Regions from separate parts of the Homo sapiens genome. Here region 2 is linked to region 1. A link is an interaction called in ENCODE POLR2A ChIA-PET data of the cell type or tissue named here. Cell type or tissue: GM12878. All regions are shown on one strand.

What was found. ChIA-PET counts read pairs that join two places held together with the same protein. Peaks named below come from ENCODE experiments on the same cell type or tissue, not always from the same donor. Only the 100,000 strongest peaks of a DNase experiment are listed, where the experiment ranks them.
Region 2: POLR2A ChIA-PET joins it to region 1 with 6 read pairs; 1 of 35 experiments calls an interaction of 5 or more read pairs at or near these places.

What each region holds. Positions count from the first base shown.
Region 1 is chr18:54,207,258-54,212,257 of GRCh38, forward strand. The region is part of intron 1 of MBD2 (methyl-CpG binding domain protein 2); the gene reads right to left. Among named protein-coding and RNA genes, the nearest start is that of SNORA37, 13 kb to the right of the region's middle. RefSeq lists a silencer at 1,389-1,589 and enhancers at 2,460-2,509, 2,600-2,939. In GM12878, no CTCF peak of the experiment used is centred here; a DNase peak (open chromatin) is centred at 2,644; H3K4me3 peaks cover 2,249 bases; H3K27ac peaks cover 3,749 bases.
Region 2 is chr18:55,237,094-55,242,093 of GRCh38, forward strand. All of the region lies in intron 15 of TCF4 (transcription factor 4), which reads right to left. Among named protein-coding and RNA genes, the nearest start is that of LINC01929, 120 kb to the left of the region's middle. RefSeq lists an enhancer at 4,137-4,246. In GM12878, no CTCF peak of the experiment used is centred here; a DNase peak (open chromatin) is centred at 4,106; H3K27ac peaks cover 1,620 bases.

The DNA of each region.
Region 1 (5,000 bases):
GATGGAAGGAGGAGCACAGCAACATCCTGCCTATCAAAAAGCTATTAAATCCTCCAAGCCCAGCTAAAATATCCTCCACCTCAACTAGGAAGTCTTCTGGGATTCTTCAATTCAAGTCAGAAATAATCTACTACCACTCGAAATTCTATTTTCATTACAATATTTCCTATATATTTCCTTGCTGAGTCAAACAACAATGCCACTCTTAAACTTCAAACACCATTATAGGCTAGCACTGAACAAGGTAACTTTCTGAGAGCAAAAAACGTTATCAGTTCAATACTAAAGGATGTAGTTTTCATTTGCAGACACAATGGGATAAATATTATTGTTTATTTAAAAGTTATATGGCAAAGAATTTTTAAAACTAAGCTAGAAAATATTTTCATGATTAATGTGTTTTACCACATAAGAAATAAAGTATTACTAATGACCTAAATTAATATGAAAAATTAGTAACATTACTCTGCCATTATGTCACTTATAAAATGCTGCAATAGCCAGGCGCAGTGGTTCATGCCTGTAATCCCAGCACTTTGGGAGGCCGAGGCGGGCAGATCACGAGGTCAGAAGATCGAGACCATCCTGGCTAACACGGTGAAACCCCGTCTCTACTAAAAATACAAAAAAATTAGCCGGGCGTGGTGGCGGGCGCCTGTAGTCCCAGCTACTCAGGAGGCTGAGGCAGGAGAATAACATGAACCCAGGAGGCGGAGCTTGCAGTGAGCTGAGATCGCACCACTGCACTCCAGCCTGGGCGACAGATCGAGAGTCTGTCTCAAAAAACAACAACAAAAAACAACAACAACAACAAAAAGCTGCAATAGCCATATGGTCCTTATTATCAGATATCAGATACTCAAGTTATTGGTAAACGACATTCTGATAAACTAGTTAACATACCACAAAAAAATGAAAACACAAAATCCACAAAATAAAAATGACAATTCTGTGGCCAGGCACGGTGGCTCATGCCTGTAATCCCAGCACTTTGGGAGGCCAAGGCAGGCAGATCACCTGAGTTCGGGAGTTTGCGACCAGCCTGACCAACATGGAGAAAACCCATCTCTACTAAAAATACAAAATTAGCCAGGCGTTGTGACGCATGCCTCTAACCCCAGCTACTCGGGAGGCTGAGGCAGGAGAATCGCTTGAACCCAGGAGACAGACGTTGCGGCAAGCCGAGATGGCGCCACTACACTCCAGCCTGGGCAACGAGCAAAACTCTGTCTCAATAAAATAAAATAAAATGACAATTCTCAATCAGCTGTCTCTCACATAGATCTCTTTTGTGCAATAAAAAACAGCTCTAGAGTAGACACCTTATTTCAACAAATTCATTTTCCAGAAGATGAAATACTCAGGCAGTAACTCTTACCAAAAAGATAAGCATACTGTTCTTAGCTTATGGCTTAGAGACAAATAGGAAGCTATTTATGAGGGAATCAATTGACAAACTTCACAAATTAAACCTGCAATAAGTAGTTCCTTATCTTAAAGTTGAAATGTCAGTTATCCACTGCAGCTGAAAACATAATAGAGCCTCACCACAATGTTCCTCTACAGAACAAAACTCATTAGAGACCAGTTCATTTTAGATCTCTCCCCCAAATCAAGATAATTTGAACTCAATTAAAAGGCTATACTCACGAAATGTGATCACTTATGTTTATCATCTAGATTAGCAGTTCATCAGCAGTTTAACACGGCTTCATATTATTTCTATTGTTTATTAATTTTAAAAATGAAATGGGGGGCCAGGCACGGTGGCTCACACCTGTAATCCCAGCACTTTGGGAGGCCAAGGAGGGCGGATTGCCCGAGCTCAGGAGTTTGAGACCAGCCTGGGCAACACGGTGAAACCCCATCTCTAATAAAATACAAAAAAATTAGCCCAGCGTGGCGGCGTGCGCCCGTAATCCCTGCTACTTGGGGAGGCTGAGGCAGTAGAATTGCTTGAACCTGGGAGGCGGAGGTTGCAGTGAGCTGAGATTGTGCCACTGCACTCCAGCCTGGGCAACAGAGTGAGACTCCATCTCCAAAAAAAAAAAAAAAAAAAAAAAGGAAGGTATTTATTATAAACAAAAAGGCTAGACATCCTTTACTAATAAACTAAGTTGGCAATGAAGGAAAAAAGGTAGAAGTTTTAACTATTAGCATATCCAAAAGAAAGCTGGAATATTCACTAGTAACCAGTAAATTCTTATTCATAATGAATAACCATTTCCTGTTTTACAGATGGAATTCTATGAAACATCTGTATTGGATAGCTACAAGTATCTATCATATATACTGCTGCCTTCAGAAAACAGTAGTACAAGCCATTTTCTTCTCCGTAACTGCTACAGTCTGTCTGTGGTGCTTTAAGGAAAGTCAACCTGGCTGCCCCAGGGGATTTTAGGCCAGAGACTTTACTCTTCAGGAGGTGAAAGCAAACATGGAGGAGGGCAAGGCCCAAGGGAATGATTAAGTAGGAATTCTGCCCATGAGATGAGATACAGACCATCTGTACAGTAGCAAACTGACCCTGGGAGAGGCAAACTGAGGAAATAAATGCTAGATGAACAAAAAGACTGTCACCTAAGTTCTAGTCTTACCCAAAGTGATTAAGTTTAATCACCTGTCTACCCTCAATAATGGCTGCTGTAGGTCCTGGTCTCAGAAACACCAAGACTTAAAGTGACTAAGCTTTTATTTTAAAAGCATCAATTTGTAACTTAGGGAAGTTCAAAAACTCTAGAAGACTGAGTGAAGGATATTAGTCATTTTCAGTTCTCTCTGCCCATTATGATTACTTCTAATCCCAGTAATGAAATACTATTTCACTTTCAACCACAAAAAAAAATTCCCTACCAACTGCCCCCTAGATATGCCATTCCTGAACCAACTGTGATCACACCTTTAACTTCTTCTACCCACTATTTAAATAAACTCTGAAAAAAGCCCTGAAGAAACATACTAATTAAATGAAAATCAAAACATGAATTGTATTTTTCCAGTTCACATAGGAACATTTCATCACTTAAAAATAAAAATAAAATAACAAAAAAAAAGTAATTGAAACCAGAAATACTCAGATTACGCTCACTTTAATTTAGTGGTACTCATATTTTGTCGCACTGTGAACTTACCTGTAATTACCATTACCTGAGCTAGACAACTATAATATGCCCTGCCAGTCTATGACATAAAATTACATCTCCAGAAGACCTGCTGCCTGCATGTGAAACTGTACTCTGAAATCACCGCTCTAATATAGCAGAAGATACCTTTTCTTGTTTCTTTGATAACATGGATAATCATAATGTTCAGTCAAACCATTATGAGGCCAGGGCTCTAAATAAACACAAGTCTATTTTCAAATCAATTTCTAACATGATGGGGGTAGCAGTCACCAGACTGGAGTAAGATGAAATGGCCTGTGAGTGACAAGGGGTGTCACAGATGGCAGATGGCTAGCTAGATAGCTAAACAGCATGTTCAGAGGCACATCACTTCCCATCAGTATCAGGAAATACTTTATGGGGAATAATAAAAATCTCCACACTAAAAATTCTGTAAGCTATAGCACTGGAAATGTTTGAGACTAAAAGAAACATCAACTTTCTATTTTTTTTTTTTTTTTTTTTTTTGAGACAGAGTCTCGCTCTGTCGCCCAGGCTGGAGTGCAGTGGCGGGATCTCGGCTCACTGCAAGCTCCGCCTCCCGGGTTCACGCCATTCTCCTGCCTCAGCCTCCCAAGTAGCTGGGACTACAGGCGCCCGCCACTACGCCCGGCTAATTTTTTGTATTTTTAGTAGAGACGGGGTTTCACCGTTTTAGCCGGGATGGTCTCGATCTCCTGACCTCGTGATCCGCCCGCCTCGGCCTCCCAAAGTGCTGGGATTACAGACGTGAGCCACCGCGCCCGGCCAACTTTCTATTTTTTAAAATCTCTTTAAATGTTAACACTTACTTCTCACTTACAACAGTAAGTATTCAACGAAACATTTCCCTAACTTTAAATAACAATTTTCTTCAGAAATCAAACTTCATCTGAGACTAAAAACATGAAATTAGAATTATTGTTTTGTACTTAGATACAAAACAATCAGAAACCCGCCAAATTAAAAGAATGTATATTATTGCTATACACACACACACACACACACACACACGCACACACGCAAGCACGCACGAGAAAAATCTACCTAAGTCAGCTCCCTGTACCTCCTTAACTCCTTTCCCCTTAATCTTTAAATGTAGGCCTTTCCTACAATGCACCATCCTCAGCACTCCTCTACAGCTTGTCCCTGATAGATTTTATCTGCTCTTATTTTATTCATATCTCCCATGTCTGATCACTTCCTAAGTGATCACCTTTAAACACAGCCTTCCTTTCCATTGCCACTGCCCAAATCAAGTCTGCATCACCTCAGGTCTAAATCACTATGATAAGCTAACTTTGCTCGTCTCTTTGCATTCTACACTATCCACATAGCCCTTCCTAAAACACCACTTTGACAACAGCTCTGGCTTAACAGCTTTCAGTGGACTTTTACCCCATAAGCAAAAAAGCCAAACATCTTAGGCTTGCATTTTAGATCCTTTTTCCTATGGCCTCCTTTTTTTTTTTTGAGACAGAGTCTCGCACTGTAGCCCAGGCTGGAGTGCAATGGCACAATCTCAGCTCACTGCAACCTCCGTCTCCTGCCTTCAAGCGATTCTCCTGCCTCAGCCTCCCAAGTAGCTGGGATTACAGGCGCCTGCCACCAAACCCAGCTAATTTTTTTCTATTTTTAGTAGAGACGGGGTTTCACTATGTTGGTCCTATGGCCTCCTCTTAACCTTTCAACCCTACTTTCCACTCTTACCTAGTGACCTTTGCTCCAGCCATATTGGTTTAATCACTCTATTCTGAATAGTCTAAATGGCTTCTACAGTTCTTTGCAAGCACCATGTCTTCTACTTGGTCCATAATGCATGATGCTACCCCTAGTCTCCAAGAGCCCAGAAATACC
Region 2 (5,000 bases), 1.0 Mb after region 1:
ACATGACAACTGGTATGTAATAGGTACATAATAACTGCAGACAGAATCATGTGTTTTGACTGAAAATACTTGCATGTTATATAGAAATAATAGCCTGTGTAGTTCAAGAACCCCCTCAAAACTCAAGCTATCTTCAGTTACGGTGATCTTTGTCTCTATTTTGTTAAAATCCATTTAATTTTAAATCTTTCCCCTATACAATGACTGTAAACTCTTAAATATTATAAATATATCTGAGGATATAGTTGTTCCAACTACATTTTTGTTTGGATTTTAGGCCCATATGTTACCTAACTCCATCTATTTTCTATAGATCATCTTAAATAATATCAATCATTTTCCATAAAGAATGTTAGAGACAAAGTTGTTCTGACTTTTTTTTTTTTTTTTTTTGGAGACAGAGTCTTGCTCTGTCACCCAGGCTGGAGTGCAGGGGTGCAATCTCCGTTCACTGCAACCTCTGCCTCCCAGGTTCAAGCAATTCTCCTGTTTCAGCCTCCCAAGTAACTGGAATTACAGGCGCCCACCACCACGCCGGCTAATTTGTCGTGATGTTTTAAGACTCCCCTTGTGTCTATTCCAGGTCATGTGAATGCCCTCTGATAGGTCCAGAGCCATGTAATAATGAGCTTGATTCTCCAGGATAGGATCAACTCCATTGCCTGTGGCTGTGGAAGAGTATTCCAATTTGAATAATTGGCTTGGCTTTGCTTGTTTCCTTGGCCACAGATGGCATATTCTAACCCTGTTTTCTTCTCTTTCAGAAACATTATTTCTGGTCACATAAGAGACAAGGGAAGAAACACAGTGGACTGTCGGCACAAATCCATCGCTAGAATAACACAGAAATAGATGGAGAAACTCACACTGTTCTCTGTATATACAAGGGTCAGGGATTTGCCCACTGGCATTAAGGCGGCCCATTCATAGAATGACCCATGTCTGCTTCAAAATGAGCTGGGGCATCCAATGATCTTGGCATTCTGAACTTAAATACGTCATAATGTGACTAGGAGAAAGGAGATTCCCACAAGTCAATTCTAAGCATGACATTTCGTCCCTATTTTTAGAAAATCCATACTTCGTTAAAGCTCTATTTTGATAACCTTTTCATAGAGATAACAATAGTCTAAAGTTAAAAGCCAGCTTATGAAAATTTTATTAATACTCATTGTAAATGTGAATCTTCCCATAGTCACGTATAATGCAGTTTTAGTGATATCTATGCTAAAAATAGAAGATAGAAGTGAAATTTAAAAATTATTCAATGATTATTCATTGATTGATCAGAGAATGCATTTACTAATTTAACAAACATTTTCTAATCTAGCTCATGCCTGTCACTTTGGGAGACACTGGGGATAGAATGAGAAATAACTCAGATGTGGTCCTGGTTTTTGTGGAACTCATAATGATTCTTGGGGGGATTTTTGTATGCTGATCAATTTAGTGGGGTAGTTTTAATAGTAAGGAAGAGAAACCTATTTGAGTTTGTTCAAATAAAAGATTTATCATAAATAGTTTTCTGTAGCTTAGGTTTTGGACTCAGAGAGCTCTTGGGAACCGAATGCCACTCCTCGCCTCTGCTGGGCTATTCAGCCTCTCTCCTCTCTCTGGGGGGACCTCTGCTTCTCTCTGGCTTCTGCCCTCTCATGATGACAGATTGGACTCTTTCTTCATGATACCTCTTGGTGCATTCTTTCTGGTTCTGTACCTCCTGCTAATTTCCTCTTTGTCTTTGTATTTCTAAGCTCAGAATGCCAAGATCACTGGATGGCCCAGCTCATTTTGAAGCAGACATAGGTCATACTATGAATGGGCCACCTTAATGACAGGCATTTTCCCGGTCCAGAGAGCTACAAACGAGGAAGGGGGGATAAGATCATGTAGTCCAAACACAGGCGGCTTGGCCTGTCCCGTCCACATATTGACTGGTACATGTAGGTGTAAATGTCTGAGTTACATTGTATCTTAGGTCAAATTATATTCAAATTCCAACACAGCTATTTGAATTCTCCTGTGTGAATTTGTCAATGGAAATAATTAAATGTCATTAGATATGCAATAATTATTTTGAATCACGTAAGCACCATATAATTTTAAATAACCTTAGTTTCCAAGAAAGGGCTTGACAAACTGATAGAAACACTTTTAAATCACAGAACTTAGACGTCGAGGGCTTGGAGGACCTTGGTTATATATCAGTTAGGTCAAACTCTTCATTTTACAAAGAAAGCTAAGGCCAAGAATGGTGAAGTGACTTAAGATCCAACTTTCGATGCTTAGTTGGAGATCTAAAACAGATTTTGAACTCAGAAAACTTACAACACTGAACAATTATATAGGAGAGGGGAGGAGAGTTAGGGGGCAAGATGCGTTTATTTCCCAGAGCTTTTGTTTTAAAACAGTGTGTGTGTGTGTCCATACATGTATACACACACCTAGGTACAAGCATATAACATACATATATATACGTACATATATAGATAGAGGAAAATCATTTCCTTTTTCTTTATTGCAGGGGGAAAATCATAGTTCATTAACTCAGGCCAAGGCCAAGATGTCTAACTAAATTATAAAATTTAATATTTGCCACGATCCCTCCAACATAAACAGATTTAAAAGACATGCAGATTCAAATTAGGTGGCTGTTGGCAAGGCTGTTTTTATATGGAGATGCATTCAGCATTGTGGTAAATATCCTTGTCCTTATCCTCTAGCTAACAACAAACACCACAAACAAAAAAGACATTCAATATTTTTGCTCTCTTTGTTTCCAGGGAGTATTGTGAAAGTAATTATTCTGTTGTATTTAAGAGGCCTATTTCATGGATGGGAAAATGTATTAAATTTCATTTGGCAGTTATTCAATCCTAGTTAATGTTATCTCCAGAGATAACTGCTTCAAAACAGGCTTTCAGACCTCAGTCACTTCTATTCTACCATAATCCTTCTAAAAGAGTATACAATGGGAACTTTAGGAAACTTGTCATCAGTTTCTAGACCAAGTGATAATGACACAAAACTGGATATACTATTATAAACATTTTGGTACATCAAAATTAAAGTTTGCTATTAATGGCATCTGGTTTCCAATTTTGGACATAGATTTTTTTGGTTTTTAGAAAGAAGAACAACAACAAAATGGGACAAAGACAGAAGTCCTGGTAACTGCAACTTACTGTTACTTTTCTCTGTTGTTTTTCCATTAACACAAAAGAAAAGCTGATGGGTTTTCACTGTAATTAGAAACCCATTGATACAGAAAACAGTTTTGGTGTCTGAACTGTAATCTCCCCATGAAATATCAATTATACATGACAGTTGTAGAGTACTAGATTTCAGTTTCAATTATCTTGCCAGACCTCTGTCATATTAGAGGAAAGCAAACTTATTTTCTCAAATGTGCAAAACACCATTTAGTACAAAAGTGCATCTTTTAAAGAGGTGGGAAGCGGTCATGCAAACTTTTTTAATGGCTCACAGATGGGAATTAGGAAGTTCATGGAATGGCAGCAGTAGATAGATACTGTGAGGAACAACACTAGAGGCACAGAGGCTCTGCAGAAAACAAGACCTACCTCTAATAACCACCTGTTGTGGGAGAAAGAGCTAACATCTGGGACACTCCAACCACAAACATAATTTCCATATTTCTCAGTTTAAAAAATTATCAGATGATTTTTCTTTAGTACATGTGATTAAACCTTTAAGAGACTTTTCATTAACATCAGATCTGGATTCAATTCTTTTGTTTGGATTTTTACTTGATTCTTAACATGTATGTCGGGAGAAGATTTCATAACTGTCTTGAGAACACCTACATTGTTTTCCAGAAACATCACAGCTTCTCTTATGTTCTGTATGAAATGTAAGGTAATTCCTTATTGTGCAATTCTTGGAGATTTATTTAATATTGATTCTCCAGATAATAAAGTAATTTTCAAGAGGATTTAAACATGATCTAAATGATCCTGACCTTGGCAGTGCTTGTCTATCATATGATCAGCTGGGCTGAAACTCCCCTGGATGTTCACCAAAATGGTTAAATGAATGATTCTATGATATAGTTCAAGAAATGCAAACGGATGTGAGCCGACCTCAGTTCATCTTTCTTGTACTAACTCATACGTTCCATCTATTAAAACTGTTTCATTTCTCTCTTCTGTGTCCCACACCCTCAATTCTCGACATCATTTTCCTATACAGTGGAAACCATAACTGGAGAGAGCTCACCTAGCGGGGACACTGGCAGATTAACAGAGCCCATTCCTCTATCTCTTCCTTGCTCCACATAGCAGGCTAGTAAGTAGATGGTATGGAACTAAAGTTAATCCATCCTAGTGAACCAAACATATCTAGCACAGAGAATATGGTGAAGTCTAGCAATTATGTGTAAACAGCTTTTGTTTAAAGGAAAAGACAACTGGACACTTGATTTACACTTGGAATTCTGAATGCCTGAAGTGCAAGCATACCTGTGAGAGTGCACAGTCATGCTGCTGACCTCCACACAGTTTTTAGCCAGTCCAGGTGGCCCATCCCTAAGGATCCCTAGGGATTTACCATTACCCATTGGCCTTTATTTCTTAAATGCTTTTCTTGTTATTCAAGTAACACATGCTTACTGTAATATATTTGAAAAGAGAGTAGAAGTATAAAGAAGCTCACCTAAACGAATGAACCATTTCTTCCCCATCACTTTCCAAATACTCATCTTTTAAATGCAATATTCTCTCTCCATCAGTTGATGCAATATTAAGGCTTCAGCCTGGCTCTTGCTTGCTGTATGGATCCAGTCTAAGAGGTCCACCTTGTGCTGATGCATCCTTCACCTAGACTCCCAGGACCAATGCAGTTCCCTCCTATTTTTAAATTCCTCACTATCAATGTTCAATTACCTACGCATGGCCTCTCATCTGCTGGGTTAACGCCCACATCACTAAGGCTTGAGCAAAGCCCTCCCTGCTCTGTCTGCTGGGCTAGTTTTTTCCTCCTAA